Regions from separate parts of the Homo sapiens genome. Here all the other regions are linked to region 7. The links are chromatin loops, found by intact Hi-C in ENCODE. Cell type or tissue: PC-3. All regions are shown on one strand. Links, peaks and the distances in the headings refer to the core of each region. The heading gives the core; the rest is flanking DNA. Region 1 has its middle 120 kb from the start of NYAP2. Region 2 overlaps NYAP2 (neuronal tyrosine-phosphorylated phosphoinositide-3-kinase adaptor 2). Region 3 has its middle 150 kb from the start of DOCK10. Region 4 overlaps NYAP2 (neuronal tyrosine-phosphorylated phosphoinositide-3-kinase adaptor 2). Region 5 overlaps NYAP2 (neuronal tyrosine-phosphorylated phosphoinositide-3-kinase adaptor 2). Region 6 overlaps NYAP2 (neuronal tyrosine-phosphorylated phosphoinositide-3-kinase adaptor 2). Region 7 has its middle 81 kb from the start of DOCK10.

Evidence for each region. Hi-C counts contacts between places; a loop is a spot of excess contacts. Peaks named below come from ENCODE experiments on the same cell type or tissue, not always from the same donor. Only the 100,000 strongest peaks of a DNase experiment are listed, where the experiment ranks them.
Region 1: it touches region 7 in a loop (9-fold over the local background); 10 of 110 quality-filtered maps call a loop at or near these places.
Region 2: a loop joins it to region 7, with 8 times the contacts of the local background. A loop is called at or near these places in 2 of 110 quality-filtered maps.
Region 3: it touches region 7 in a loop (3-fold over the local background); 2 of 110 quality-filtered maps call a loop at or near these places.
Region 4: a loop joins it to region 7, with 2.6 times the contacts of the local background. A loop is called at or near these places in 3 of 110 quality-filtered maps.
Region 5: a loop joins it to region 7, with 19 times the contacts of the local background. A loop is called at or near these places in 71 of 110 quality-filtered maps.
Region 6: it touches region 7 in a loop (2.9-fold over the local background); 3 of 110 quality-filtered maps call a loop at or near these places.

The regions. Positions count from the first base shown.
Region 1 is chr2:225,281,277-225,285,749 of GRCh38, reverse strand. No RefSeq gene overlaps it. Among named protein-coding and RNA genes, the nearest start is that of NYAP2, 120 kb to the left of the region's middle. In PC-3, for the core only: CTCF peaks have their summits at 2,481 and 2,681 (motif pointing left); a DNase peak (open chromatin) is centred at 2,269.
Region 2 is chr2:225,450,419-225,454,891 of GRCh38, reverse strand. All of the region lies in intron 3 of NYAP2 (neuronal tyrosine-phosphorylated phosphoinositide-3-kinase adaptor 2), which reads right to left. Among named protein-coding and RNA genes, the nearest start is that of NYAP2, 53 kb to the right of the region's middle. In PC-3, for the core only: no CTCF peak of the experiment used is centred there; no DNase peak of the experiment used is centred there.
Region 3 is chr2:225,190,125-225,194,597 of GRCh38, reverse strand. No RefSeq gene overlaps it. Among named protein-coding and RNA genes, the nearest start is that of DOCK10, 150 kb to the right of the region's middle. In PC-3, for the core only: no CTCF peak of the experiment used is centred there; no DNase peak of the experiment used is centred there; H3K27ac peaks cover 366 bases.
Region 4 is chr2:225,409,484-225,413,949 of GRCh38, reverse strand. All of the region lies in intron 3 of NYAP2 (neuronal tyrosine-phosphorylated phosphoinositide-3-kinase adaptor 2), which reads right to left. Among named protein-coding and RNA genes, the nearest start is that of NYAP2, 12 kb to the right of the region's middle. In PC-3, for the core only: a CTCF peak has its summit at 2,328 (motif pointing right); no DNase peak of the experiment used is centred there; H3K27me3 peaks cover 973 bases.
Region 5 is chr2:225,658,327-225,662,799 of GRCh38, reverse strand. All of the region lies in intron 7 of NYAP2 (neuronal tyrosine-phosphorylated phosphoinositide-3-kinase adaptor 2), which reads right to left. Among named protein-coding and RNA genes, the nearest start is that of NYAP2, 260 kb to the right of the region's middle. In PC-3, for the core only: a CTCF peak has its summit at 2,150 (motif pointing right); a DNase peak (open chromatin) is centred at 2,159.
Region 6 is chr2:225,554,827-225,559,299 of GRCh38, reverse strand. The region is part of intron 4 of NYAP2 (neuronal tyrosine-phosphorylated phosphoinositide-3-kinase adaptor 2); the gene reads right to left. Among named protein-coding and RNA genes, the nearest start is that of NYAP2, 160 kb to the right of the region's middle. RefSeq lists a silencer at 600-800. In PC-3, for the core only: a CTCF peak has its summit at 2,648; no DNase peak of the experiment used is centred there; H3K27me3 peaks cover 548 bases.
Region 7 is chr2:225,120,966-225,125,438 of GRCh38, reverse strand. No RefSeq gene overlaps it. Among named protein-coding and RNA genes, the nearest start is that of DOCK10, 81 kb to the right of the region's middle. In PC-3, for the core only: a CTCF peak has its summit at 2,419; no DNase peak of the experiment used is centred there; H3K27ac peaks cover 1,400 bases.

The DNA of each region.
Region 1 (4,473 bases), core at 263-4,262, 160 kb before region 7:
TCCTAGCAACAGGAGTAGGAGGAAATCCAGACTATGTATCTCAGAAAATGGTTTTAATTTACTTCACAAAAGGTGCTGTAGTATTGAATGTTCCTTAATTTGAAAGTAATTAAAAAGTAGTCTCAGTTTTCAAAATGCTCAGAAACTCAATTGACCCTAGAAAAAGACATATTTATACTCAATTGAAAATTTCACCAACATATACTTTCTTATTTCTTTTTTTGTTAAATGTATAACTTTTATCCACATGACCTTATTACCAGACATTCCAGTTCTTCCAAGCTATAAGTAAATATCCTAGCTTCTGGTGACATGCATTCAGCCAAATGTAAACATGTGAAGCACTGAATGAATGGATTTACGTATAGGAATTTTCAAAAACTAAAATACATTACAAATAGCAATAGAAATAGGAGTCATAATCATACATAAATCCATGCAGAAAAAAACAGAAAGGGTGTGAAATGGCTATTAGATAATCTAAGGGAACACATGAGTCTGGGAATCAAATTTGGTTATAAACACTAGCACATAAAACATTTGGGACTAGCTAGAAATTGAAGGGGAATATCCATAAGGATTTGAAGTGCAACAAAGTCAAATTCTGTTTCAATTGAAGTTAAAAAATTCCTCATAATGGAGAGTAAAACAAAAATTTAACATCAATTTCCTGAAACTTTTGAAGTTTTGAAGTTTCTCTCCTGGCTACATTTACCTAGGGGCCATATCCCAGGCTGGAATTTAAAATAGGCTCATGAGGCAGGCATGGTGGCTCACGCCTCTAATCCCAGCACTTTGGGAGGCCAAGGCAGGCAGATCACTTGAGCTCAGGAGTTCCAGACTAGCCTAGGCAACATGGCAAAACCCCGTCTGTAGAAAAAATACAAAAATTAGCCATGCATGGTGGCATTTGCCTGTAGTCTGAGCTACTCCAGGGGCTGAAGGGGATCACCTAAGCCCAGGAGGTGAAGGCTGCAGTGAGCCAAGATTGCATCACTGCACTCCAGCCTAGGAGACAGAGGGAGACCCTGTCTCAAATGTATATAAAATAAAATAAAATAGACTCATCTATACATTTTCTCCTCCCACCTCAAAATCTGGGTGGAAACCATACAGCTGATTCACAGAGAGGATTAAAACCATACCTTTACTCCACCAGAGAATGGGTACTCATTTAACATCGGAAGCTAGGCAGCCCAAAAGCAATTTGTACTCAGCTCTGTTCAGACTCTAATATGCCTAACAACTGTGCTGACTTGTATTATTATTTGGGGCATGTCTGCATGTATGTTTTCTCCACTAAATAGTTCTATAAGAGTAAGGAGTCCATTCTCATTCATTGTTATAACTTGCACATTTCCTCGCAATAATATTAATAAGTACTATTTATAAAATCCCTATTGTGTGATGTCTCATCTCTTTGCATATGTTATTTCAAGTCCTTACATCTCTGTAAGTCTATTATCCCCATGTTTGTCGATGGTATTAAATGAACATTCTGAGATAACAAACTTCCATGGTGAAAACACACAGTGAGATATTTCCAATTGGCATCACTTAGATGGAGGCCATCTACGAAAATCATGCAGTTGATTTTCACGATAACTGTTGCATGCTCCTAGTATCTTAGGGAGGGAAGCTATGGTGCTAACTGCCCTGAAATGTAAGACACAGCTTCTCTCAGTTAAGAACGGCCTTACCCAAAATGCCAACAGGGTCTAATTGGAAATCATTAGTAGGAAATCCTTTGTTCATTCTTCTTGAATGACCTCTCCCCTTTTCTGTATGAACTGCCTTAAAAGACCTGTATCTAGCTCTGGTTAAGCTGCCTGGGGTAATGCCACTTTAACAAAGCAAAACAAAACAAAAGAGCATTTAGGGGAAACATGGGAAATGGAGAGAGATTAGTTTCATCTGGATTTTGGCTTCTCATCTTCGGCACCATATCTTCACAGTAAGGTTATTTCCAGGCACTTAATTCAAGTGGCTTTTTTTCCCCAGTGACCCTATTAGTCAATTGATAATGCAAAAGATGTTAAACATAACCTGTCTTCCCCTTGACACCCCTCACACTGTGAACAAATTAAGAGTTCTCTTTACTCCATTGTTTACTGTGGGAATAACAACCATAGGAGCTCAAAATGCATTTTTATGCACTTTAAGAAATAAATCATTTGCAAATGATATTACGCATGGATCTATCTCCTCTGACAACTCAGTTGTTTGCAGTGCTGCCAACTGGAAATGACACTAAAAGCATGCAGTGATTTAAGAAGCTAGTTGACTCATGCACCAGCAAAGGCAGAGTTGATGGGTGGGGGAACTGCAAGAGCTTGCAGTATCTGCATATTTTCATTGTCATTGAAAATTAGGCAAAAAATGTTTTCAAAATAAACTTTTATGCATTCCACTCATTGTTGACTTTATACTGAGCTTAATGCATGATTAAACAATGAGTTCTTAGCCTCATCAATGAAAACCCATCCATTTTTCTTTCCATTTTGACAAAAAGCAGCAATATTGCCATGGGCTGCCATGGATAAATGATGGTAAGGTAGTAAACAGCACGCAATCAATAATAGAAATTCCCCAGAGGTAGCCTCAGCTTGGAGAAACAGAAGGTGGTGGGAAAGGAAGCAACATTTCCTAAATTTGTGTAAGGTTATCAATGCCTTTGCTCTATTGTCCCCTCTGCTGGCTGATCGAAGAAACAGCATCAGTTCCTTGCCTAGGCCTCACTGTGATTATTGGCAGCACATCATTGCTTAGAGCATTTGGCAATTAACGGGTCAAGTCTAAGACCAGCCTTGGGCAAAATGGTGTCAGAATTAGTCCTCAGCATCTTCTTCTCTTCTCCTTCAAGTTCACCCTGATCTTGACCCTCACTCTACACTTATCTCTAGTTTAAAGAGAAAATCAATTAGAAAGCTCATTGCTTACTGTTCTTCCTTCCTTCCTTCCTTCCCTTTCTTCCTTCTTTCCTTCCTCTTTGACATATTAGAAGCCACAGGAATTATGCTTTTACTCATCTAACCATTATTAATTGTGCAACATTCCTCAAGCATTCTGTGCTGATCCTGGAGAGAGTTTAGTGACATTTATCACATTTCAATTGCCTGATGTAAAATACAACCAACATTTAGTGAGGGCCAGCTGTGTGCCAAGATCTGTGTCAGACACACTTCATTATTTTATTTTTTCTGAGATGGAGTTTCGCTCTTGTTGCCCAGGCTGAAGTGCAATGGCACGATCTTGGCTCACTGCAACTTCTGCCTCCCAGGTTCAAGTGATTCTCCTGCCTCAGCCTCCTGAGTAGCTGGGATTACAGGTGCGCTCCACCACACCCAGCTGATTTTTTTGTATTTTTAGTAGGGATGGGGTTTCACCATGTTGGCCAGGCTGGTCTCGAACTCCTGACCTCAGGTGATCCACCTGCCTCAGGCTTCCATAGTGCTGGGATTACAGGCTTAAGCCACTGTGCCCAGCCCGCACTTCATTATTAATACAACACCCTGATTGCTGTAGAAGAGCTTGATTCTATAAGGCAGATAGATAAAGGAATTTAAAGCTGACCAATGAGTGGTGTAATAGACACATGCTCCCAGGACAGAGGAAGCCCAGCATACCCACAGGGAATGGGAGTATCCAGGTGAGCTTTCTGGAGAGTTTTTTGTCTAAATTTTGGTATGGAAAGCTAACGAAATGAACAAAGGGTGAGAGAGTCCAGGCAGAGGGAACAGTTTGCACAAATATAAAGAGATGAGAATAAGCATGATGTGAACCAGGGTTGGTATGAAGTTCAGGGTCGCTGGCACACTGCATTTGACATAAGGGGTGGTAGGGGAAAAGAAACCAGGTAAGTGGGAGCCCCTCTATTTTTGTATTTTTCTTTTCCTTTTTTTTTTTTTAGACAGAGTCTTCTTCTTGTTGTCCAGGCTGGAGTGCAGTGATGCAGTCACGGCTCACTGCAACATTCGCCTCCCAGGTTCAAGCGATTCTCCTGCCTCAGCCTCCTGAGTAGCGGGTTACAGATGCCAGCCACGATGCCCAGCTAAATTTTGTATTTTTAGTAGAGATGAATTTTCATCATGTTGGCCAGGCTGATCTCGAACTCCTGACCTCAGGTGATCTGCCCACCCGGGCCTCCCAAAGTGCTGGGATTACAGTGTGAGCCACTGCTCCCAGAGGGAGCCCTTTTGATCTGATCAAAGCTTGAGCTTCACCATGTAGGCCATGCAGAGTCAGCTAGAACACCCTGGAGATAGTGTGGAGGCAGGATTTGAGGAGGAAACAGAAAGAGTGAGGAATCTTTGCAATAACTCTAGCGAAAATGATGCAGGTCTAAATAAGGGGGAGAAGTGTTTAGATTCCACAGATATCTAGAGGTTGGTGATTGACTGGGCATGGGACTATTAAGGGGAGAGAAAGGACTCAAAGGCAACTTCAAATCTTTTTCCCTCGTCAAACAGTAGT
Region 2 (4,473 bases), core at 190-4,189, 330 kb before region 7:
ATTCCATCTGAAATCTTAATCGCCCCTTGCTATTTAACATAACACGGTGGTACCCAAACTTTTTGGCACCAGGGACTGGTTTCGCGGAAGACACTTTTTCCACAGATGGGGAGGGGTTTGGTCTTGGGATGAAACTGTTCCACCTCAGATCATCATCAGGCATTAGATTTTCATAAGGAATGTGTAACTAGATTCTTCGCATGCGTAGTTCACAATAGGGTTCATGCTCCTATGAGAACCTAACGCTGCCACTGATCTGACAGGAGGCGGAGCTCAAGTAGTAATACTCTCTTGCCTGCCACTCACCTCCTGCTGTGCAGCCTGATCCCTACCCCTGATGTAAGATATTAACAGCTTCTGGCAATTGGATGTGGACATCTTTGGGGAGCCCTTAATCTGCCTACTAAACTAAAATTGAAGCTAATATCACCATCATAACTGAATTCCTAGGACACTAGACTAAGTCTATAATTGTATTAAAAAATTCTATTGAGATTTATTGACAGTAATCTATTAGTCAATTTTTTAAAGTTTTTTGTTTTTGTTTTTGTTTTGTTTTTTGAGACAAGGTCTTACTCTGCCACCCAGGCTGGAGTGCAGTGGTACAATCATGGCTCATTGCAGCCTCAATCTCCTGGGCTCAAGTGATCCTTCCACCTCAGCCTCCCAGGCATTATAGCTGGGATTTCAGGCACATGCCATAATGCCCAGCTAATATTTTAATTTTTTGTGTGCAGATAGGGTCTCGCTATGTTGTCCAGGCTGGTCTCAAATTCCTGGGCTCAAGTGATTCTCCCACCTTGACCTCCCAAAGTGTTGGAATTACAAACATAGGCAAGAGCCACCACTCCTGGCCTCAAAAGTTTTACATTACAACACAAAAATATTAATTGCTCTATAAAAAAATTAATAGATGGCCAGGCGCGGTGACTCACACCTATAATCCCAGCACTTTGGGAGGCCAAGGCAGGAAGATCATTTGAGGTCAGGAGCTCAAGACCAGCCTGGCCAACGTGGTGAAATTCTGTCTCTACTAAAAAAAAAAAAAAAAAAAAAATTAGCCGGGCGTGGTGGAGGGCACCTATAAACCCAACTACTCAGAAGGTTTAGGCAGGAGAATTGCTCAAATTTGGGAGGCAGAGGTTGCAGTGAGCCGAGATCACACCACTGCACTCCAGCACTCCAGCCTGGGTGACAGAGTAAGACTCCATCTCAAAAGAAAAACAAAAACAAACAAACAAACAAAAAAACTTGATAGTTTTCTGAAAAGTATCCCATGAGACTTTAGAAGAATTACTGCCAGAAATTTTAAAACAGTAATTAAAAGTTATTTTGTGATATGTAATGAGCAAAAAAATCTCTAAAGCTTAGAACTACAATATCTCATTTTGATTTTTTGCTATATATTTGTATTAATTTTCATAATTAATTGTCACAAGCAAGAGTTAATATTTTTCAGGATTGGCATCACTGGGAAGCTTGAAAGAAATAACAGAATCTTAGAGCCAATCCCCTTGAATTAGATCTTAAGTTTTTACAATATCCCCAGCCAATTTGTGAGCAGAGTCTGAGAAGCACTGATATAGCAAACAGTCTCTTACTTAATATAAACATTTATATTAGCTGTCAATATGTTTCCCTGTTTATTTCAGTGTTTGAATGGCCTTTACTAATGTTTTGGTATATGAAATTAACAACTTTCATAATCATAGTTCTATTTGTTATAATAATAAATACACATTTATACTTCAAATCATTGGTAAGATTTTAATCTATAAAGACAGAAGACATACTGAGTTGCATCTAGAATTCACCTATATTTGAAAGTGGCTATTCAGACATAACCACAGAGCTCAGTGACATGCCCTGTTTCATCACTCAGCTGGGCATGCTGACTGGATGCGAAGGTATCCTAAAACATTTCATAATGGTTGATTATGCACAAATGTAACAATTCTGGGAATTCCATTGAAACAGGCATTTGGTTACTGTGCCGTCCAGAGGCCAAGGATAAAGCCAAAGCTAACAAGTAGATTTTAGCCAACCACTCACCGTGGTTGAAACTGAGCCCTGTGTGTTGAGCTCTGTTACGTGTGCATGTGTGTGGTGGGGTGTACGCGTGCATGACTGCATTAGTGGATTGTATTGTCTTTTACTATTGACTTGGAAAGAAAACAAATCAAAATAAACAATAACAAAAGACTAATCAACATAACACTCTAGGCACTCTTGGGTTGCTTAGTTTAGAATGAATCAAATTCAGTGGGAAACCGCAATTGTCTTTATAGATTTGAGGAAAGGAAAAAGGAGTGAGAAATGTCTATTGAGGCCCTAAGTGGTAAGACTGAGACCTATGTGAAGAAGTTACAGAGGAAGGATTTTTATCCTCATAAGATATAACTTACAACCATCCAAGAAAGCTGTCCAAAGATAAAATGAGCTGCTTGGGGACTTAATGAATTGTCTTCTGCCTTAGGTGTTTAGCTTTAGACAGAGTGCTGGCAGAAGGGATTCAAATTTCATTTGGATGATTAATAATAATAGCTCATATTTGTTGAGCACTCTTAAGAGTGCACTTCCTACAGTGCTAATGCAACTTACAATATTAACTCATTTGCCCACAACAGCTTCTTAAGGTAGGTGCTACTGTTCTTTATTTTAAAAAGAGATATGAAGAAGTTAAAGGACTTAGTCTAAGCAATGAGTGGCAGAAATAGCATTTGAATCCAAGTCCCTCAGATTATAAAGCTATAACATATTGCAAACGAAGCAGGATAGATTTGAGCCCTCATCTTCCCCTCAACTGGAACAATTCTTCCTGGTAATTGGTGTTAAGCATCTTTTAAGAATGATGCTTTACATTTTGACTTTTTCAAGGCATTGAATATTTCTCAATGACAATTTATGTGTGTGTGTGTATATATACGTGTGTGTGTATGTGCATATATATGTAATGAGAGAGAGAGAGAAATTGGGAGGTTGTCACTACCTTCTGTACAGTTATTGACAGGATCAAACAAGTTAATATAAAGCAATTCAAGAGTGAATGGTTTAGAAGAAATTCAGGAAATGTTTGTTGAATGAATGTACAAATGAATGAAATTTCCATTCTTATTAGCCTACCATATAACAGAGCTTTGAAGCTAAGAAAAACTATTTCACTCATTATTTTTAGCTTATATTTCTGAAATGCCACAGAAACTTGTACCTGCGTAAAGTAAGTAAAGGAGGTGGTATAAGGTTTTGTGATCAATATGAAATAGAATTAGCCAGCAGTTCCCACAGCTCTAAAGTGGTCTACCTGTTATTCTAAATTACAATCACAGTAATGGTTTCTGTAAAGAATACATCATCTGCTAGGTCTGGTAAATGCATTCATCCTGATATATATATATATAATAAGTAGTGATGGCATTGTGCCAGATCTAAGTTATCATAGTATAATTAAGAACACTTTGTTTTTTTAGCTGCAATGAAATTATTTTTTGTATAAAAAGGTATATTTGCATTCCTACAGATATAATTATTAAAATAAAGAAAATATTAATATTGACAGATCAAGTACATTTAAAATTCTTAGAAAAAAGCCTTTTTGCCATTCACAGTGGACATGAACAGATGGTGAAGAAAGTTTCAAATTGATCCTGGTAGTTTCTTGCCTTCCTGGTGCCTGGCAGCTGTAGACGGATCTTCTGCCTCCAAGTTTTCCTCATTTTGTTCACCTGTTCCTTCCCTTGCCAAAGATGAAATCCTTCTACAATCTGGTTTCCACCTTTCCTTTTAATTTAATTCATTTTTGAAAATTATTCTCTTTATGGCCTGCAGTAGTAATTTATGCGTTTTACTATTTAGCATTAAGTCCCCTTTTAGATGACAATGGCACCTCTGTTTTGCTTTTTGGAAATTTCCCCTCCCCCAGCCTAAGTGATATTTTTTCATCTATTCCAAAAGTATTCTCATGAACAGCATTCAACCTAGGTCCGACACAGGAATTTTCTGGCCATAGTGATTGGTGTGAGAATGACAAGGCAGGGCCATCAGGACTGTGAAGCAAGACATACTTTTCTACTGGTCCTCAGCCTTGGAGGTGTTAGATGCTGCACAAATCCTGAGAGATGGAGAGAGGTGGCAGAAATGCAAAGAAACTGAGCCCTAGTAATTACAAGATTAACATTTGTGGACAATTTACTATGTGGCAGCCACTTTTCTAAGGACTATAAATATGTAAATGCACAAATTCACTGGTCATAAAAATCAGATTCCCATTTACAGTTGAGGAAACTGAGGCACATAATTTTTAAGAAGTGCCAAAACACATACATTATCAAGTAGCGGAGCTGGAGTTTGAACCTGAAAAGTGTGGCTCCAGGAAGTGTGTTTTGTTCACCACTATCTTCTTCTGCCTTTCCGGGTGTCATAATGTGAGCCCAAAGCTAGTTCTATTGCTGTGATTTTCATTTCACAGAGCTCAAA
Region 3 (4,473 bases), core at 345-4,344, 69 kb before region 7:
AGAAAGCAGTTTCAGTAGTATGAGAAAAACAGACAAATATGTGTGTTTTTCCCACATTTGTCTGTTTTTCCAACACTACTGAAATTAGATGTGTATATGTGTGTGTGTGTACATATATGTATAATTATATATAATTTAATTTCCATAAAAGAAATTTAAATATATGTATCTATAAATTTGGCAGGAGTATGTTATGATGAAGGGAAAAGTTAAAAAATGATAAATTTTATCATTATTATGCATTTAAAACACTAAATATTCATTCTAAATAGAAGTATGATATGCTATGATTACCAAAAATACGGGTATTATAATGGAAAAGAGGAATTGCAACTCATGTTTAAACATTTACTTTAAGCATTAAGAACTTTAAGCACAAATGCCTAATTTAAGAATTTAGTTCTTTTGTTTACAATAAAAACCAAATCGGAAGTAAAAATAATAGTGCTTTAAATTTCAAACCTATATATCAAATCATGCCTCTCATCAGATATTTAATAAGCATCTTAAACTTAATGTATCCCCAAACAGACTTCATTTCCCCTAACCCTACTAAGCCTACCCCTCTCCCTGAGTCTCTTCCCTTAAAACAGAAGTTCCATGAGTGAAGAACATCATCTCTTTTATTTAATTAATGAAGAGAAAAACAATAAATAATCACTCAAAGTAAAGGGCAGTGTGTTTCAAAGTATTTGGTTTCTAGATCTCCTTATAGTACCAAAAATTATTGAGTACCCCAGGGTCTTTTTTATGTGGATTAGATGTACTAATATTTCTATAATAGATATTAAAAATTTAAAAAGTTATTAATGTATCTAAAAATACTAGTAATAAATTTATATCATATAAGGATAATAATTTTACTTTAAAAATTCCTATATTTTCTAAGACAAAAATTCAGTGAGAAGAGTGGCATCATCTTACATTTTTGCAAATCTCTTTAATTTCTGGCTTAATACAGGACAGCTGGATTCCCATATCTGATTCTGCACTCAATTAATTGGGATATGTTACTGGAAAGAAAAGAGTGCTTTCCATAGCCTTTAAAAATATTTGTGATTTTTCTTCACAATTCTACCAACACTCAACAACTACTAGGTTTTTAAAGATTGGCGCTAATGTAGAATCTAAATCCATATAAATAAATGTTCATATTCCACACACTAATATCCACATGAATATCCACTAGTCTATATTGCATACAAATGGAAATTTTACCCATGAATTTTGTAAAATCAAACATTAGTTACTTGGAAAATATTGGCCCACTGAGCTAAGCAGAACTTCTAAATTTTGGCACATCCATTATAAAATATTATTTTTAGAAGCACATTTGATAATATCAGTAAAAGACTCATCAAGAAAGTGCAAAATTCTAATTGATATGAAAGCCTGAATTACACCACTAGCAAAATGTACTCAATTGTTTTTCTTAAAAAGATAGCTCCTTCTTTTTCATTTCAGAGAAAATATTTGCTGAATACTCAACTCTGAATATGAATAATTTGTCTGTTAGTCATTGTTTAAGTAAAAATGGTGTTTCATCATAATTTCGGTATGCGGCAGCAATGCTTCATGCCTACTCTTCATTTTGTCACAGAGATCATTAAAAAGATGTATAATTAAGAGTCAAGAGTTAATAAAATTTATACTTATTTTACTTCATTAAGGACATTCTTAAATGAAACTGCATTTTTCTCCTATCTTACTAGTACTACATCGCTTTTACTAAGTTTCCAGAGTTTTACCCACCACTGATTTTGCACCAATTACAAATGTAAACCCAATGAAAAAGGCAAATAATATCTTACTGTTATTATGAAAACAATAGTTTGGCTTTACGCATCTCCTTACAGAGTTTCAAAGACTACACTTTGAAAACCATTGGTTTAGAGATAATTTTATGTAATATTATTTTCATAAAGATGATCTGGAAATACTGAATTTATATAAAGATTTGTACATTATTTCATCTCAATTATTGTTATTCTCCATTAAAAATATATCTAAAATTTTAATATATACCATCAAATTTGAACTCCATGAAACAAACTTTATAGTAACCTACAGTACTTACTTCAATGTAGTAACATTTTGTGAAATCCACATTTAGTATCGGTACCATCTATCCAAAAGTTAGATTTCCTCCTACTTGAAGGCAGTGATGAAATGGTGATTAAAAACTGCAGTTAACACAAATTCATGCCTGCTAATTCAGAAGAATGCTTGGAGCTGCCCAATGAAGCATGGTTCCAAAGCCAGCAGAGTGAATTGTTTGTAACTAAGACTATTGGCTTAAGAGTTTTATACAGGTGATTTTCCATGGTAATGTGGAAATCATTTCATTTTGTGTGTTGCAAATAGCAAAATAAAGGATTTTGTTAGCTATCTTTATAATCAGCTACAATCAAATGTGCCTGTGAAAAGTTAAAGTACAATAGTAGTTACAGTATAGCATAAAGACCAGAGATGCAGCCAAATGACCCAGGGTCCAATCCCACCACCTGCTACCTGTGAGAACACATCAGGAAAGGGGGGATCGCAACAGTGCTTCCTCTTATTAGTACTAGTGATTATTATTATTAATACAATAGTTTTGGAAACACAAAATGAGTATATGTAAAGTTCTCAGAACAGTGCAAGGAATAGTTAGTAATAAATGTTTTTATTTCATCTGTCAAAAAAAATTGTGAAAGACTTTGAAATGGGTGAAAAGATTAGTGAGTCCTGGCCAGTCCACTCCTTTGGGTTCACTCAACCATTGTTTATCTTTAAACCATTTTACAACTTTGTAAATTAATGAAAACTAATCATAATGCAAGTATTCTTGTAAGGTGGAAAACAACTGACTATTGCCCTGCGGATATTAACTAATTTTACAAATATGCATAAATTTATTTCAGCATTCCTGAACATCTCTGTGTATGTCTATTCTTGTTCTTTTTCCAGCAGGTTGAAATGTCTTACTGGTTCCCTCATTAATTAATAGACTGTAAAATAATTAACAAGGGTTCATTTTATATTTGTATAAGTATCATGATTTTAGAGTTTTAAAAAGTTTACTCCTCATCACATTGTTTCAAAGAAATCTGATATTGATTAAAGGGGAAATCATACTATGAGGAGAATTAATGTAATTTTGGAATATGCCAAGACCAGGTGGTATGGCTTACTGGCGACAGTACTGGAAGTCCTCAGAGATCATCAAGTTAATACCACTGAGCTCTCAAATCAAAGGTAATCAGGTTAGAATATTTTCACTATTGAAAAAAGATAGGGGAACAAATATACTCTTTCTTAAAGTTATTTTTAATAGACTATGGTTAGATATTTATTTTAGGCTTAGTCATCTAGGATATTTATGTAGAATATCTCATTTCCTAACAAAACGGCATATGCAAAATGTTATCCACAAAAACCAAAAGGCTTTTTTCTTTTGTCCTGTTCTGTCAGAGTAATTTAAGCTGATTCCCTTGGTGTTCTGTCCAAGGTTACAATTCTGGATCTGGAAGCAGCAAATCTTCAGTTGCTTTCATCCCACTTTTTCTACTGGCAGCCTAAAAATTCACAGAGCTACCAGATTGAGTTTTTAATGTATTATATGATTTTATATATTTTATATGATTTTATAATTTAAAAAGACATTTATTTTATTTCATACACAATTTAAAACCCAAATATATAGAATGTGTAAATATATTCACTTTTAATAGATATCTTCTATTTTTCCTTTCAATATAGCCCTATATTTAAAAAATATGAATACAATAAAACCAGGGAATTGGAGCTGAGTAAACGGGAGGTCACCATACTTCAGGCAGGAAGACACTAAATTTGCATTTACCATTATGTATCTTCTATTCATTTCAGAAAATTATTTACTGGGTATGTTTAGCATGAAATAGTGCAAAATGTCTGTTTTACTTATTAAAGAATAAAATAAGGGGTATAAGCATATATTTACACATAATCCTGAGACAATAACACATAATTGTTATTTACTGATTTAATGGATCTACTTTTGAGTTTAAAATAGTCTGAGGTTAAGTATACACTAAATATAGGTTAGTTTCTTTTCATAGCAATATTTTATAATTCAAAGTAGTTTTTCAGATAAAATATTGGGTGTTTCCTTTTATATATGAAATAGAAAAAATGTTTTTACCCTAAAAATATCTGAATACTACTTCCTTTGTGCAAATTCATTAAACACATTAAATTGTTTGTTTTACAACAAGTATGCAATGTCTGACTTTTCTTTTCTGCCACTGTTTTATTCCAAGAAATTCAATGATGCCCTTTCCTATATGAAAAGTGAAATCTTATATATCAACATGGTGGAATCAGGCTGCAGAGCAAAGTGGGGGGTTTAACTAACTATATTGCTCCAACTATCACAAAATGGGAAAGCTGTAATACAGATTTGCACCTTCATGTCAAATTTCTGGCATGCAATTATGTAAGTAGAAGTAA
Region 4 (4,466 bases), core at 467-4,466, 290 kb before region 7:
GCAGTCTGCACGTTTCTGAAATTGCAACTGGCATATTTCACAGAGAATTATCATCAATGCCTTTTCAAGGTCAAACATGCCCCATCTTTAGATTTTCAGCATGTATATTCTATACACTAAACAGCAGTATATTTCTACAAAGCATCCAGTAGATATGTTACATAATTTTAAGTAATTAGACTATGTTTATTAAAGCCTCATTGAATTCTCTCTACTCAATGTAAATTGCATGCTAAAAATATTAAAACGTGTTAGGTTTAGATGTTGGTCCTCTGTATCTTTCACCATCCCTGGAATCCCAAAATGCCAGTGTGACTAGGATCTTGCTATGGACTTTCTCAAAATATTAAAAACACATTTTTTTAATTAAGAACATGGCAGCAATTCCAAAATTGTAGTTTGAGGAAATAATAAAAGACTGTTATTATTTTTAAATTGTCAGAACTCCAAGATATCCAGTCACCATATGAATCAAATAAAATTGAATTTGGACATTACCATGAGTACTGAGACTAGATCACTTGAGATTCCACAGCTCTAACTGTAAACAAGAGGCCAGCAGGACAGACGCCAGTCTATCATAAGGAGGTTTAAGACTTTAGCCTCCTCCTCCTGTCCTATTTTTTATTTGTTTATTATTTATTTTTTTGGCCTGTTTCACTTTTCTCTCTCCAGCTTCCTCCCTTACCTATCCAGATACTATCTCTGTCCTCACACTGTACGTGGGTCCTGATTTTGGAAAAGAAAGACACTTGAGAAATCTCAACAACTAGAAGCTTTACTAGTATTCTGCCCCCTCCAAAGATATTTATATTTTAAATTAAAATTCTAGAAAAATATGTTGGGGGAGGGAGAGTAGGAAAGAAAGGAAGGTTTTAGATAGTAAGACACATACTACATTTTTCAAATCCTAGTGCATGTGCTGACTGTGAGGATAGTAATAAAATAGTGTTTGAGATATGATTGACCTCACCAGGTTTGAGGCATGGCCCGCAAATGACTGTCTCCCATGTGTGCACCTGGTCAGTGTTCCTGCTGCCATCTGAGTCTCTACCTGTGACTGTCTTTGAGGTGAGGTCTGAGTGTGTCCTGATGGGAGTAATTCCTCTGTGCCTCTGCAGTGCAGGCATGGAACAGGCTTCCATCTTGGTTTACTTTCCTAGCCCGCTATTTTCCGACTAGAACTTATCCTAGACCCAAGCCTCCAGCTCTTCTCCACTTGGCAGCTTTAACTGTACAGAAACTTTTGGAGAAACAGGGAGAAGGGATTGTTCTTTAATTCCACCTTTCTGTTTCTTTTTCTACTATTCTCAGCTGCTCTGATGGTTTTTCACAAATTTTACCTCCATAATTTGGCTCCTGATTTAAATCTATGTATTGACTTTAGAGAACCAGGTTTGGGGACTTTTCATGCCAGTTTTTAGTCTTTCATTCATTCATTATATATTCATCCACATAATGTGGCATATGTCCTCTTAGCAGGGCTGAGCAGTCCGTGCTCCATCTAAAATGTTCTAGACGCCTCCTTTCCTACCCACTCAAGGACACTCTAACAGTAATTTTTCCCTTTCTCTAAGTCATCAATATTTCTCTTTCTGCAGTAATCATTCACAACCACATTTTAAATATGCTGATTTTCTCCCTTCTTACAGGAACAAAATTTTTGTTAAAAAAAAAAAAAAAAAAAAAAAAAAGCCGGGCGCAGTGGCTCACGCCTGTAATCCCAGCACTTTGGGAGGCTGAGGCAGGCGGATCATGAGGTCAAGAGATAGAGACCATCTTGGCCAACATGGTAAAACCCCATCTCTACTAAAAATACAAAAATTAGCTGGGCATGGTGGTGCATGCCTGTAGTCCCAGCTGAGGGACTGAGGCAGGAGAATCGCTTGAACCTGGGAGGCAGAGGTTGCAGTGATAAATGATATATAAATGATAATATAATATTATTATAGTATAATATAATATTATTTGTAAATTATTTATTTAGAAATAATAAATATATCATTTGTAAATAATTATTTATATTATGCTTCAAATCCTTTATTTTCATTCTGTTGTGAACATAATCCCACTGAGTTTTGTTCCCAGCCCTTCAGTGAAATTGTTCTTATTAATAACACAAATGTGGTAAAAAGCAATGGTCAGTTCTCAGGCTTCAACATATTTGATATATCAGCCAAATGTCTCTCTCTTCTTTAATCGCTTTTGACACTTCACTCTAAGGCATCATACTCCTTTGTGGTTCTCCCCTCTCACTAACCGTTCTTACTGAATTCTTCCACTGTTCCTATCATATGAGCAATCAGGTGCCTCCAGGGGGCAACCCTGGGTTTTTTTTTTATCATCTCTATTTAAATTTAAGTCCTTGGCTCATGATGGTGAAATCTATAGACTACAACTCTCACATTTGTACCTTCGGCTTGGAATTCTACCATAGCTCCAGATTCTTTACTCAACTGCCTTTCCATCATCTCCACTTGGACATTTAAAAGGCTTCATAAAATCGTCATACCAAAGCTGAGCTCCTGCCCCCCCATCAGTTACGCTAAACCTGCTCCCCTTTTAGTCTTTGCCATTGCATTAAATGGAAACATCATTCTGCTAGCTTAGGCAGAAACAAAATAAAGTAGAAAACAACAACAGAACAAACCTGAGGGCCACCTCTAATTAATTCTTTTCTCTTGCTCAACTACTGCATCTCATCAATCAGAAAATTCAAATGGTGTCCATAATTTGATTATTTTACACCACCTTTACTGCTATCATCCCAATGCAAACCAACATTATCTCTCAACAGTTAGGACACAACAAAAGGATGTACTTCTGTCTTTTGCTCTATACTCAAGTAGGACTTAAATTTTATCTTCTGCTTATGGGGTGAGTAGAAGTGAATGTCTCCAGATCATGTGGGACTTCTTCAATTCAATGTGTGATCTGAGTTATCTTTACTTTTATGCTATTAACATAGTTCTGAAAAATATTGCTTTATCAGACTAGCAGGAATCAACTCAAAGTTCACACAAATGGATTACTTAGACCTCACTTATTATGTAATGACAGGGTTTTGCTGTGTCTCCGTCTACCTAAATTTCTGTTCCTAAGTCCCTTGGACTTTAGTCCTCTGAGGTTATGCCCCTTTTTGAACACTTGACAGTTAAGCACCTAAAAATTAGCCATTTTTGTTGTCTTAACAACTATGAATCTTTAAATAGAAACCTACTGAAGCTTGTTAATGAAATACAGAAGCTAGTAGTAGAGTGATAAGCAAACTTTGGGTGTTCTGTAAAAGCTAATGGAATGATCCAGAAAATAATTTTATTTATATGCTTATAGAAAAGGATTTATTATTGAGTTTTAATGCCAAGATTACAAACTTCAGATTTTAGAGTTTTGAAGTTACTTTCAAAAACATGTAGGCCATCCGTTGTATTTTGAATTTTAGAAAACTCAGATTCATAAAACTAAAGTTAAATGCTCACACACAAAAAAATGTCCATCAAAAATACTTCACAGAAAAAAAAAATGTCCTAAGAAGGCATTTATACACTCTAGAAAAGAATCATGACACCAGTTAAAATTGGTTAGAAATCAAAATAACATAGTCCTCAACAACAAATTAATTGACTTTAAATATAAATACATGCAATTGTGAAAATGTTGATCAATTATGCAATTTCTATACCTGATAATATATTTTCATTTTAATCGTCCAGAGAAAAAAGAGTTCTCTTTTAAAACAATCTTGTACACCATTCCTTTCTATTTCTAGTTTTTTGCTTTCAAATCATCTCTCTCTCTCCATAAAGTTATTTTTAATTAAGTTATTGGAGTAGTGTGATCTCACCTAGCTTCTTTATAAGCATGAATAATTCATTTTAAGAGAACATTTTGGTTTTTTAAATATCACAGCGTTCAGAGATGATAAGCAAAAGTATTAATGCCAGATTAGATGAAAAAATCTCCCAATTAACCATCAAAATATCTTTCATATTATTACTATTATTCAGTTATCAAGCTAATTGATATGGATTAAGTCCCTATATTCTGGATTTTGCACTTAGTAAGTGAACTTTATTTGAAGAAACAGGACTCCATCTGACACAGGTGTCTCTCTCTGTACCACCAGAAGACACACACACAGGCAAACTGAAAACATTGTAACATTCTTTTTAAAAAATCAAAAGATATGCATTCTTCTTTTGGTGTCAGCGCTCTAGGAAATTTAACCTCAATTTGGAAGGCCACCATCTGGGGCTCACCAGCTAGTAGCTGGTAGGTTTTGCATCATAAAAGTAATTCCATTTGAACAAACTTGTGGCACTTGGTAACAAACAAGAAATTTAACAGCCATAAAAGTCTGCATAGGGAGAGCACACCCTGAGGATTCTACCTGCCTTCAGAGGCTCACGTAAGTATAATTATTGATGTATCTTGGCCATAATCTAGAAAGAAGATGAGCTCTATTT
Region 5 (4,473 bases), core at 363-4,362, 540 kb before region 7:
CTTCAGCTCTATTGGTTTCTCCCGAAAAACCTCTACCCCTTTCATATGCAAAGTTGATTGGGTTGGGTAGGATTACTCCTGACACCTTTTGGTCCTTCAAATAACTTTCTCATTTTCTGGGAAAGAAGTCATTAAATGCAGCATTCCAAATGCCATCCCTGTCAAAATAGCTGACAACTAGGGATTATTAACTAGCTCTAATGCAGCATTTACTTTAGAAAACAAATGCTTTGACATGACAGTACAGTTGGGGTTCCCCCCTCCCACTTTAAAGTGTCTGTTCGTAGGATTCTGTGGAAGTCCAGAAGCCAGATACATTTTGGTGAATACGTCTTGGTCTTTTGTGTTGTTGGTTAAATCTACAACAGTACTCTGGAAGCTGATATCTATGTGTGCATGTGTGGGCGAGGATATGTTTTCTTTTCAGAATGTGGAAAGGGTTCGATGTGCTCAAGTGTTAATATCCACAGACACTTGTGCACATGCACAGCTGCAGGGCTGATGTCCCATGGCACTAGTCCATGGTCCACAAAAATGTAATAACCGATGAATGGAACTTAGCTTTCTTCCAGAAGTTACTTTCCCAACCTCATGTCAACTTTGGAGATTTTGCTCTTGGTTGGCACTCTGCTTATTTGAAGTCCTAGTTGAATTTGTCCTCTGCTATGACATTTTAGTCTCAAAAAGTCAAAAGGCAAGACCTGGGAAATTGAAGAGTGATTAAATAAATGGATGAAAGTGAAGGAAAATAAGTTTTAGAATGGGAGCAAATTCAGGGGCAGGTGCAGTGGCTCACGCCTGTAATTCCAGCACTTTGGGAGGCCGAGGTGGGCAGATCACTTGAGGTCAGGAGTTCGAGACCAGCCTGGCCAACATGGTGAAACCCTGTGTGTATTAAAAATACAAAAATTAGCCAGGTGTGGTGGTGCATGTCTGTAATCCCAACTACTTGGGAGGCTGAGGCAGGAGAATCACGTGAACCCAAAAGGTGGAAGTTGCAGTGAGCAGAGATCATGCCACTGCACTCCGGCCTGGGTGACAGAGCTAGACTCCGCCTCAGAAAAAAAAAAAAAGAGAGAGCAAATTCAAAAAGGAAGTTATATATGAGGCAACTATGCATAAAGCAGGGGTTTGATAGATAGAACTACCTGGTTTTATATCTTACATCCATAAAGCCACTCACTGGTTATAAGACCTTCAATAGGTAACAGAAACTGTTTAGCCAAAAATTTTATCATCAGTGAAACGGGTATAATATTACCTACTTCAAAAGTGTGCTGTAAGAACAACATTAGATAATACAGCATTCTGAGCACTCTGGCAAACACATAAGAAGCTCTCAACAAAAGCTATTTTAGGAATCCAATTTATCTGGAGAAGTGTTTTCAACCTGAAGGATAATGTTCATTTGCAGCACAGAATGAAGAATGAAGATTTGTCCAGCAGGTGAGCTGGGTGCTAGTGCTAAAGATCTCTAGTGTTTCTTGAGTAAAAAACTCATGGCAAAGACATATTTATTATTCTGAATGAAGGGTACTGCCACTCTGAGCCAGTACTAACAGCATGTAAACATTTATTCCTAATGCACATGCAATTTAAGTTGGAGGTAAATTTACCCACAAGTTAGCAAGAATACTATTTTCCGGAAAGACTCTCAAGCTATCTGTTTCAAACATGTTAATGGAAAACAAAAGAAATCAAGAAGGAATTTTTCCATTTAACCAGTCATGCTTTTTTCTGTTCTTTTCCTTTTCAGTTGGCAAAAGAGGGATAATGATCTCCTTTCCTGGAAACTCAGGTTGAATTAAGGGATTTACAATGCACAGAAGATGTCATAAATCCTAATGAAAACAGCTGCACATATTCATAAATAATGCATAGCACTCTGAGATCAGTAGCTGTGATTCATTTTTCCCCTAAGTATTATTTTTAAAGGCATACTATTTAAAAGTTAGAGAACCTAAAATTGCAAGATTAAAGTAACGAAAAAAATTCAAAACAAAAATCATCAGCAGATTTTGTCATAGATTTCTACAGGCGTTTTGCTTATTATCCCAAACAACGCATACATCTTCTGTGTCATAAAACAGTTTTGTTTGATTCAATTTTTGAAAGCCAAGTATAGATTCCAAAGTGCGCTACAGACGCTAGGTGGCGCCATGTATCCACCTAGTGTTATGCTGTGTTTCCACAGGCTGAGTTGGCCCGCCCCATCTGAAGCCAGACATTCGTTTTAATAGTTAAATCGATACATTTTATAATGTGAATGGTTGCAGGCATTAAAAAAAATAGGCATTTAAAACTGGTATGTGGAATCTTTAAGTAAATGCTGAGGTTGGCAAAAAAAAAAAAAAAAAATGTATCCTGTGTCTCTAATACCTGCTGTCCCGACCCTAGCAGATAATAGCTTCCTATATAGACTTAATGTTTTCATTGTATTTTCTCCTACCTTAATTCAAAGAGGTGAGTAAGTAGTATTGGGGGCAGGAGAGCTGACAGTTCTGAAATGCTACCTGTAGCCAATTTCTACGTACTTTGCCTCCAACCCACATATGAGACCTACAAGGTAAGAAGAAATGCCAGACCTAAACTCCCTATTACATGGTAAATAACTTAGTAACTAATTTTGTAATTGTGAAAGAAGGAGTAATGAATATAATGGGCTCTAGGGGGGTACCAAGGACAAGGTGGGGGAAATCAATTTGCCCCAGGTGCAGGCAATAAGGAGATGCACTGTCTACAGAGAACTTAAAACCAGTGATAGAACCAACTAGAAATCTGTCTGCTTTTTCTTATCACCATGCACTAGCAGTTGTATACCAGCTTGGGGATAGTGGGGTGGACCAATCATTCCTTCAGTGACTACTGCCTTTGGAATAACACTGACTGAACTACTTTTCTCTTTAGAATTTTCCAGCAAGCAGAAAAATTGAATTTTTTGGAAAGAGGAAAAACTGTTAGGAAAAGGAGAAAGAATTAATATTTTTTTCCCACAAGTAATGTCTGTCCAGGACTTTACACACCTATGTTATCTCATTAATCCTCAACAACAACCCCAGACTCAGAAAGGTTCAGCAACATATTCCAGGTCTTACAGCCACTAACCAGTAGAGCCAGGATTCTAATAAATCTTTACTTCCTGTAAGTCTCATATCTATCTCAGGTTTTTGTCTATCTCAGGTTTTTGACTGGTTAATATCAGGTTCTGAGTGGTAAATCTCAGGTTTTTGAGTGGTTAATGTCATAGCCTTTGACATTTAATAAATACAAAACTTTGGATAAGCTATGTAACCTTACTCACTTTGGTATCCTTGGTTGTGATGTGGGATAATAATAGTACCCATCAGTGAGGACTGTAGGGAACACACCTACAATGATGCAGGCATGCTCCGAGCCCAGTCCTGGCACATGGTAAGCACATGAGAGGTGACAAAAATGGCACATCATGTTCATTATGCAAACTTCACCTAAGAACCCTGAATAACTTTTTGTCCCTTCCAGATGGTAAAGAAAGCTGGAGTACGTACTTCTGCTACTTCACACCTGTAGCTCTGGTGGTGAAGTTGATAACTCTGACCTCGGATGCTGAAGAGAGGGACACACACAGGTACCAGCGACAGCAGAGTTAGATAACAGGCATCCTCAGAGTCCACTGGGCCCAATCCCCACCCTTATTTGTCAATTGGTTCAAGACTTCTTTGAGAACATCTTCTTGCTTATTATACCCTCCTTGCTCTGACAGAATAAATGACAAGGTTGTTGGCGGCAGGCATGAGCTTGTTTTGTTTTATTCCACTCTATAATGGAGTTACTGAGAGACTGATCATGGAACTTCTGGACTTGAAAAAGTGACCCACAAATATTCTGCTGCCTAAAGTATGTAAAAGTTAATAAGCACGCAATGGCTAAATAATATGTAAATTACTTAGCCCATACTTCAGCTAAGTTGTAAAGAGTTATGACCCTCTGAATTCTTTGTATTAAAGTAGAAAGGAAATAATTCCAACATTTCATTTTACATATTCCTTGATTCAGCTACTATTTAAAAGTAATAATAAATTTTATTTTCCACCTTAGATATGACATTAATTAAAGCTCATAGAGAGTGCCATAAAGAACTAAAGCCTAACATTTTTATAAAACAATTTGACAGGACCATATAAAGCACACATAAGATAATGCTTTTTATATATTTTTTGCACTTGCATTGTTTTAATGCAACTAGGCTATAGTACTTGGTAATAGATCCACTTAGCCACTGACATTCTTATTTGTAACATGAATTTATTCCACATTTCACAGGGCTAGATCCAAATTCTTTGGTAAATATCATTTTTATAACAAATAAGCATAATTTCTTTGTAGCATAATTTCTTTTTAACATAATCTTTGTTAACATAGCACTTTATTTTACAATTTGAAGTTAGTACAGAGAAACACTTCTCAAACATAATGCTGATGTTGTACTGTGAA
Region 6 (4,473 bases), core at 183-4,182, 430 kb before region 7:
CATGATAAATGAGCGATGGAGTTGGCAAGCTTTTTCTCTACTGACACTCATATTTCAGAAAGTCAGGATTATGATTAGAGAAGCACAATATCAAAGACAAGACTCAAATAAGTCCCCAGAGCAAGAGCAGCTGAAATTAGAATTATCACCAGCATTTCCTCCCAGGAACAATTTCAAATCCATCAAAAGGACAGAAGGGGATAATTCTAAAACATAAACAGAGAGGAAGAGAGAGAAAAAAGACAGCCTCCACCTCCTAATATAATAAAAACAATTTCTCCAGGTTGTCATAAAATATCCTCAAGGAGTGACTAAAACTCCAGTTACCCAAAGTAAACAAGCTGGAGCTTTCTGGTAACGTGTCACAGTGTACTCAGCCCCCAGATGTATGGAGTTCTTTGTCAAAAGCCAAGTTGTATCATAGTGATAGGAAAACATGAGTGTTCTTCTTGCCCTTTCCCAGAAATCAGGTTAATCCCATTACAGAATGGCTCTGTCTGGTGATGCCTCTCATCGTAGAGGAAGCTGCAACCATAAATTTAAAGAGAAGCTATGGAAGATAGAACAATGGCACCCCCCGAAAATGTCCATAGCCTAAAACCTGCAGCCTGTGACTACATTACAAAGCAAAGAGAACTCAACAGATGTGATTATGGTTAAGGACTTTGAGATGGGGAGATTAGCCTGGATTGTCCAGATGAGTCCAGTCTAATCACAGGAATCTTTACAACAGGGAACCTGTTCCCTGGCTGTTATTGGAGAGAGAGGACAGTGGAAGCAGAGTGAGCAAGATGCGACATGAGAATGTGACCAGTCGCTGCTGGGCTTTAAAGATGGAGGACGGGGGTCATAAACCAATCAGAAATGCTATCATTTACTGATTTCCACAAGAAGTATATGCAGCTAAAGAAGCTGGAAAAATGGACAAAGGGTTTCCCCTAAAGCCTCTAAAAGTAAATATAGACATGCTGACACCTTGATTTTAGCTCAGTGAGACTCATGTTAGACAGAATTATTAGATAATACAAGTATTGTTTTCAGCCACTAAGTTTGTGATACACATACTTTTATAGCAGCAATGAGAGATTAATATGAAGCTAAGGTTGGAAATCTCAAATACTCACTTTATTACATCCATGGCTAGTTCTTAATAATGCAAAACACCTTGAATGTTAGTTGACAGATCCAGCCCTCCTCCACAGCCAGACCACTCCCTGGAGGGTCATATCATAGGATCGAACCAATCAATCCCCAAAGCAGTACACAGGCAGAGCAGAAAAACCAGGGAAAGGGAGAAATATTTCTGAGGATCCTTGTTCATTTTTCTCTGGATCTTTTAAATTTGTACTCTAATGCATTGGGCAACATTATTCAACTTTACTTCCTTAATTGTAGCTTTGTTAGAAACATAAAGGCCCTCCAAACAATGTGATTCCACCTAACTTTAAAATAACTGGGCACATTGTAGACCCTGGCAATCAGCCTAGTCTATTCTACTTAGCCCTTTTTATATTAACCTGACAACTTAAACATGATAAATGGATGCCAGGGAGAAAAATGAAATAAAACAAAAGGGAGAAGCTTAACAGATTCTTTTGGTATTGTGACCCTCATTAGAATGACATATTTGATTATAAATACATGGCTGTTTTATTCTCAGCTCAATTATTTAGAAAGGTTCTCCCTCACCAACTATTTAATGTTGCTCCTTCCTCTATATAGTTGTATTTCCCTATTTCCATTTATTCATAATATAGTAATATCTGAAATTATATTTATGTTTTGTCTCACACATCTATTTTCTCCACTAAAACATAAGCTCCATTCTTGCTTGGTAGTCCTGGAAAAACATACATACAAACATACATACAAACATGCATACATAAAAAATAAAATAAAAGCTTCATGAAATTGGAGACCTTTTGAAGATCTTATTCATGCTATATCTTCATGGTGTAAACTAATGCTTGACACATAGAAGGCAAGCATTAAATAATTTATGAAAGGATGGATGGATTGATAGATGGATGGAAGGAACAGAAAAAGGATATTTGATGTCCAGAAGGTAAACAAATCTTTAAACAATGGCAAGATTTTGTAAATCTTTAATAGGTGGCTATTAAGTAGACAGATGGAGAAAACAAGCATTCCAGATGACATTTCCCATGTAGATAATAATACTTCCTTTGACCAATGAAATTAGAGCAGAGCTAATCTGTTCTATATCTAAAAATTTAGATATGTGTGTTTTGCTTTGGCCTCTTTCAACCATGCTCATGAGAAAAGTGTGGCCCAAGTGCTGTTGCTACTTAGTCTAGGCCTCAGAAAGAGAGACATTTGAAGTAAACCTGAACATGACCAATGGTCCGAGGTTGAGCACAGCCAAAGATATTGACATGCATTAGCCATTATATTCTTCTGACTGTTATGCATAATTATAACAGCACACTGTTATAATCATTAGTATCACTAATACAGCTGGTCAATGGGGAAGTATGCTACAGGAAAGCTTGATCATGAAATATAGCAGAAAATGGTTAAAAATCCATTAAAATTCATGATTCCCCTACCATAGTGTAGAGCTGTTCCTAGGAAGTAGCTGCCAACCAGAGACTGTACAAACTATTGCACCCAGGGGGAGCCATTTGACAGTTCTGATCAATAGAATAATATTGGAAGTGATGTGTGTTACTTGAAGTAACCAAGATGGTCAAAACAATTAAGAAGCCATCTCTTTTGCTTCATCCAGGTGGATACTAATGACTGAGGAGCTCAAGGAACAGCAGAGCCATAACATTGAAGAAGTCTAGATGCCTAAATTATCACCTGGGGGAGTGCCACTCCAGACCAAAAACACCCACGTTTGGACTATTACGTGAACAATAATGAAATTTGTATTTTGTTAAGCCAGTAAAATTGAGTTTGCAACAGCTGGTAATAGCCTATGTAATATGTTTAACATGTAATAAAATTATATCTATTAAATAATGATTATACCTGTATATGCTATATTGTATATGGTGTAAGTATATCGTATATGTGCAGGATTATTTCAGAATCAGAAAATGTTTATGTCCACTTAAGGGAATGCTTCTCAGAAGAGAAAGTTTACTTTAAAGAAAAAAGCAAGCTTTCCAATATGGTAACATTTTCTATTCATTCCTATAAACAAATGGAACAGAGAGTCAGAGGTTCTAGCTGATGAGGCTCCATTGGCAAAAAGACTCCTGCCTTCATAGAGTATGTATACTAGTAGGACTTAGACAATAAACAACCATAATACATAAGTCAATTATATGATACATTAGAAGGTAATGACTGCTTATAGAAACAACAGAGCAGGGTAAGAACTGATGGGGTATAGTGTCAGGATCTGTAGGGGTGCAGGGGAGCACAACTTAACTAATATTTAGATGTTCAATGCCCAAAGTGAATGGAACTGAAGGTAGAGAGGAGCATCCCCAACCAATTTCTTCCATCTGTGTTCCTCACCAGCTCTCAAGGTGATTCTGGAAATTGTAGGACTCCTATTGTCCTCATCTCAGCTTTAAATGAGTTGGACTCTTGTTTTTACTGGGCAGAAGAAGAGGAGGAGAGCTAATCGGGCTTAGACAGGCTGACAAGGCAGTGATCCCCCTTCTGTGTGTTCAGGAAAGCCTACTTAGGCATTGGTTGGCACAGGGACCAGATCTGTTAGTTGCACATTTACCATTGAAAACTAGATGGATGGGTCACACATCTGGAGGTACTGGTGATCCCTAAAAATCAAACATGTTATGGATTTGCTGCTCTGTTGTTTCTATAAGCAGTCATTACCTTCTAATGTATTAACCTGAGACTATCACTAAGAGATTTTAACAACATAGAATCTTCGGTTGTGATGGCAACTCTAAAAAAAACAGTCTTAGGAGAGGGAAAAGAAAGTTGTTTATTGATTAGCCCAAATTTGCCCCTACCTATATGTAATTTGAAAAAGGGAAGAAAAATGAAATAAAGCAAAAACCCAACTCAGGTGCACAGAATATATTTTTAAAACATAAAAAACAAAACGCTTGTTTTTCTCCTCCCACCCTAGCCTATATTTATTTTGGCTGCTCACACCTCCTTCCAAATGGTTGATCAAAACACAAATCCTTCTGGGAAAAAAAGCTTGAATATGATGATTTCAGTCTCAGAATTATTTTCTGAAAATCATTCAAAAGTATTAACATATTTTGTATAGATAATAAAGATGGAAAACTGTGAAGAAAAACTGGAAAATGCTTGAAGTTTCTGTATGTTGCTATAATCTTGCATTTAGAAAGCTATGATTATTTCACAAATGCTGTTCAAAATTCCAATAATCTTTTCATTAGCTGTTATTTTTTATTTATAAAATACATTTTATCATGTATATTTAAAATATACATATATAGTAAAATGGTTATTATAGTGGAACAAACTAACATATCTATCATCTCACATTGTTACTCA
Region 7 (4,473 bases), core at 340-4,339:
GCTTCCATTCAAGTTAGTGTATTAATTCACTCTACTTATGAATTAAGAGTATGTAACTGAGAGTACTAAAAAAGCACCACAGAATCTCTACTTAAAACTGATATCAGCTATGGGTTTTGACACACTTAAAAAAAGAAAACTATAAAATTTTATTTATACAGGTGGAGGGAAAAGATATGCAAGATGGACTCTTTGAAAGTATAGTTTTTTTTTTTATCAAAATGTGATTTGTGATTTTTGTGTGCTTTTACAAACTATGTGGTCCAAAAAGAGACAAAGTCCTAACCTATAGGTTAACAGCCACAATATTTAAGATATGGAGTCTTTGCTCACATGAACAGTAGTGACCACACTTTTTCGGGCTTGCCATAATTAAAGACAAACGTGTTTCATACAATTCAAAATATGACTTTTTAAATGAAGCTGCTCTATCTTGTACCACTCACCACAATGATCATCCCATACAATAAATTAATGTGCTACATTACATCAGATTTTGCTTCATGCTCAGTTATAGTTTCTCCTATTTAATTACAAATTAAAGGCAATAATCAAACCTCACTCTAAACCACTGCCTGAGACTAATGAATTTCCCTATCTGTCACAAAGGAAAGCGACTCTAATTTATTTCCCCACCCCCAGGCCAGGTCAAGTGTTTTTCTTGTGCTTTCTCATAACACAGTGTCCTTTGCTTTCATAGCACTTAACATAATTGTAACTATTTTAAAGATCGATATAATTATCAGCTGAAGTCTTTCTTCCCTCCTGCCCATGCTAAGCTCCACAGTGAGCAAGGCCTAGTCTGTTTAATGCATGCCAAGAACATTGATAGTAGTTCAGTAAATATTTGTCAAATGAATGTGGAACGCACGGCAATGTTATATATCCAAACTATTACTAAGAAATTTTTATTACTGAACACTGCCAAAACTGACATTTTTGTGAATTAAACAATAAGCCTAAAACACTTCCCAGTTAACAATGAACACTCAACCTCAAATGCTGGAGAAAAAAGCACCCACCGTGTCTCATATATGAGCAATGTCCTTTGGGAGCCTTCGGGTAAGCGCTTAGAAGGAGATGAAGTGAATGAGAACATTGAAAGGGAGACAAATTTTGGCTTAGGAATCTGTTTTATCTCATCCCAGTGGCTGATACTGATGTTGTATAATTAAAGATATCAATGTTTCAAAGGGAAAGTAGTGTCATACCTTGAAGTAATCACTTTTTGAATGGTGATTTCATTATAGAATACAAGTCTATCTTACAGCTGGTCACTCTACAAAACCGTTCTGAGGGAGAGTTATTATTTCTTTTGTATGGTTTTGCAATGGGCCAAGCGGTATTCTTGATGCTTTTCTCTTGCTTTTATGTTATGTGTGTATGAAATCTCAATATAGATGCTTATATAGTTCACTCTACAAAGCACAGCTGTGAGATTATTGCTTACTATTACATTAAAGACAGAAGCACAATTGAGCGGCCTGGATACAGTGAATAACTAATGAGAGCTATGATTGAAATGCCTTTTTCCCTCTTCCACATTTCCAAATGCAGTTGCAAAAACAAGGCCATTTGCATATGCTATATGAGTGGAGTGTGATCCTAAGAGTTTGTATACATCACACCAAATCTGGGCTTTGCTATTGTTATCTTTGTTAGTCAAATTATAAGTTTATCTACTCTTATTGTTATTGATACTCTATTCTTCTATATAAGGTCTCCATCTTTAACTACAGTACTATTTTAAAAAAATCCTAAAAGGTAGACATCATTTTAAATATACACATACATAAACACTTTACTATTGAGTCAGCTCCTCCATTTACAGAATGTAATTGAGTATCATGTTCATATTGTAAGAAAAAGTAACGAGAAAGGAAGGAAAATAGAAGGAAGGAAGGAAGGGAGGAAGGAAAGGATAGAGGCAAGAAAGAGAGAGAGGAAAAAAACTGAGGAAAAGAAAGAAGGAAAAGAAAGGGAGGACGGGAGGAAATGAAGAAAGAGAAAGGAGGAAAGATGGGAGGAAGGGAGGGATGAGAAAAGAGAGAGAAAGAATAAAGGAATAAAGGAAACAAGGAAGAGAAGGAGGAAGAAAGAAGGAAGATACAAAGGACAGAAGGAAGGAAAGAAGAAGGATGGAAGGGGAGGAAAAAGAAGGAAAGAAGCGAGGGAGGGCAGGAGGGAGGGAGGGAGAGAGGAAGGAAGGAAGGAAGGAAGGAAGGAAGGGAGGGAGGGAGGGAGGGAGGGAGGGAGGGAGGGAGGGAGGGAGGGAGGAAAGGAGGAAAGGAGGAAGGAAGGGGAGGGAGGGAGGGAGAAATATTTTAATGCTCTTTAACATGCTAATTTAAAACTAAAGCCAGCCCTCTGCTGCAACCTGCTGACAGACTGGGGAACTACAAATGAGAAAATATTTAGTATTGGCAATAACAAATTTATTATAAATACTTCGTTTCTGAATCCTGCCGTCTTTATAATTTTATTTAAAATAATCTAATTAGAATATGCCTGAGACAAAGCATCCATGTTGGTTTACAATAAAAAAATTGACTAAATAACTGCAATAAAATGTATAAACGTTAATGCACTTCATTACGTAGGATATAGACGAATATTCCAAGTAAGAAGGTTATAACCTGGCTCCTAGCCAATTCCTCCATCCCCGCTTAGTTAACGGCACTTCAAAGAAGCGCATTTCCACACAGATAAAACCACGATGGGGATGGAGCACAGATGAAAATCGCTCTCTAAGGGAAGGCTGTCCTCCGCTTCCGCTTGACGATCCATATTTGACTGGAAGCTCTGAGACTATACCTATATGTTTAAAATAGCTAAAAGTAATGTAAAAAGGACAAAATGCTTTTAAAAAATGTGTTTTGTTGAGCTGTACATAGAAGCATGGATGAGGCTCTGGGGCAGAGTTTTCTGTGTTCTGGCAACTCTCCCTGGTGAATCCTTTCAGTCAAAACTCAAGAACCTACACACTGACCAGACATTGGTGAAGAAACCGTGGAATGTTAAATGTATGTTTAATAATACACAAAGCTTTTTTAATTGAGGGAGAATGGGTTCTTTCAGAGAAATATATATAATGTTGGTACGGTTTGGATCTGTGTCCCCACAAAATCTCAGGTCAAATCATAATCCCCACTGTTGGAGGCGGGGCCTGGTGGGAGGTGACTGGATCCTGAGGGCGGAGTTCTCATGAATGATTTAGCACCATCCTCTCTTGGTACTGTAGAGTGAGTGAGTCCTCGCGAGATCTGGTTGTTTCAAAGTGTGTATCACCTCTCTCTCTCTCTGGGTCCTTTTCCTGCCGTGTAAGACACCTGCTCCACCATGAGTAAAAGCTCCCTGAGGCCTCCCCAGAAGCAGATGCGGCCGTGCTTCCTGTACAACCTGTGGAACATTGTGCCAGTTAAATCTCTTTTCTTATAAATTACCCAGTCTCAGGCATTTCTTTATAGTAGTGGCAGGACAGACTAATACAAATTATATTATGTAATATTTTATAATACAGTGTTATATGTATTCTTTTAAGAGACTTTATGTTTTTGCTAGTAGGCTGGAGGGTGAGACTTTAGATCTTCTGGAACAGGATAAAAATAAGCATTGAAGAAGAAAAGCAAATCTCAGTTGGAAGGAGCCCCACAAAGATGAGGTGTTAGGCTCCTAGAGAAGAAAGGCTTCCAGGTAGTCCTATCTAGGGCTGTGGGAGCACGTGTTTAACACTGAGTTAAGTTTATTCTCTGAGTTGCAAGGCCCATGTGATATCTTTAATTTTCAATTCAGCTTTAATTTCTACATGTATTTTAAGTCTTGGTTTCCAGAACTTAGAAAACAAATCACTTAGAATAAAAATTTAGAAGAAAATGTTTGACATAATAGTTTGAGCAGTCTCCAAAATTACCCTTTTATTCTCTTAAAATGTAAAGCATGCAAGAACCCTATAAATGAAAGAGGGAGTTGTGAGCTAGAAGTTAGGTGCAATATGGCTCCATGACAAGTGGGGAAAAAGGAAGAGAGTCATCTTTGAGGTATGATAAAACAAAGACTCCTTTAGTGACAAAGGAGGAGTTCTTGGAGAGTTTGGAGACTAAAAATTCAACTGAGACTTTAAAATCCCCCTCTTAAGGAGAATTATAATAATAGTAATACAAATAATAATAATATCATTCAATGACTAAGTAATATGGCCATTTGTATGCAAAGCCTTAAAAATCCTCACCAAAATCCTATGAGATACCCTTATTATACCTATTTTACAGATGAAAAAATTAAGCCTTGGAAAGACAATTCTTATCCCATTACTCCAGCAACATTCCCTGTAGTAATACTTGGGCCATACTAGTTGGTTTCTTCCTACACACAGTGGAGTCATTCGGGACATTAGTATCTCAGGACCTTCAAAAAAAAAAAAAAGAGGGGAATGGGAAGTGTGTCCGTGTGTGTGCATGTGTGTGTGTGTGTGAG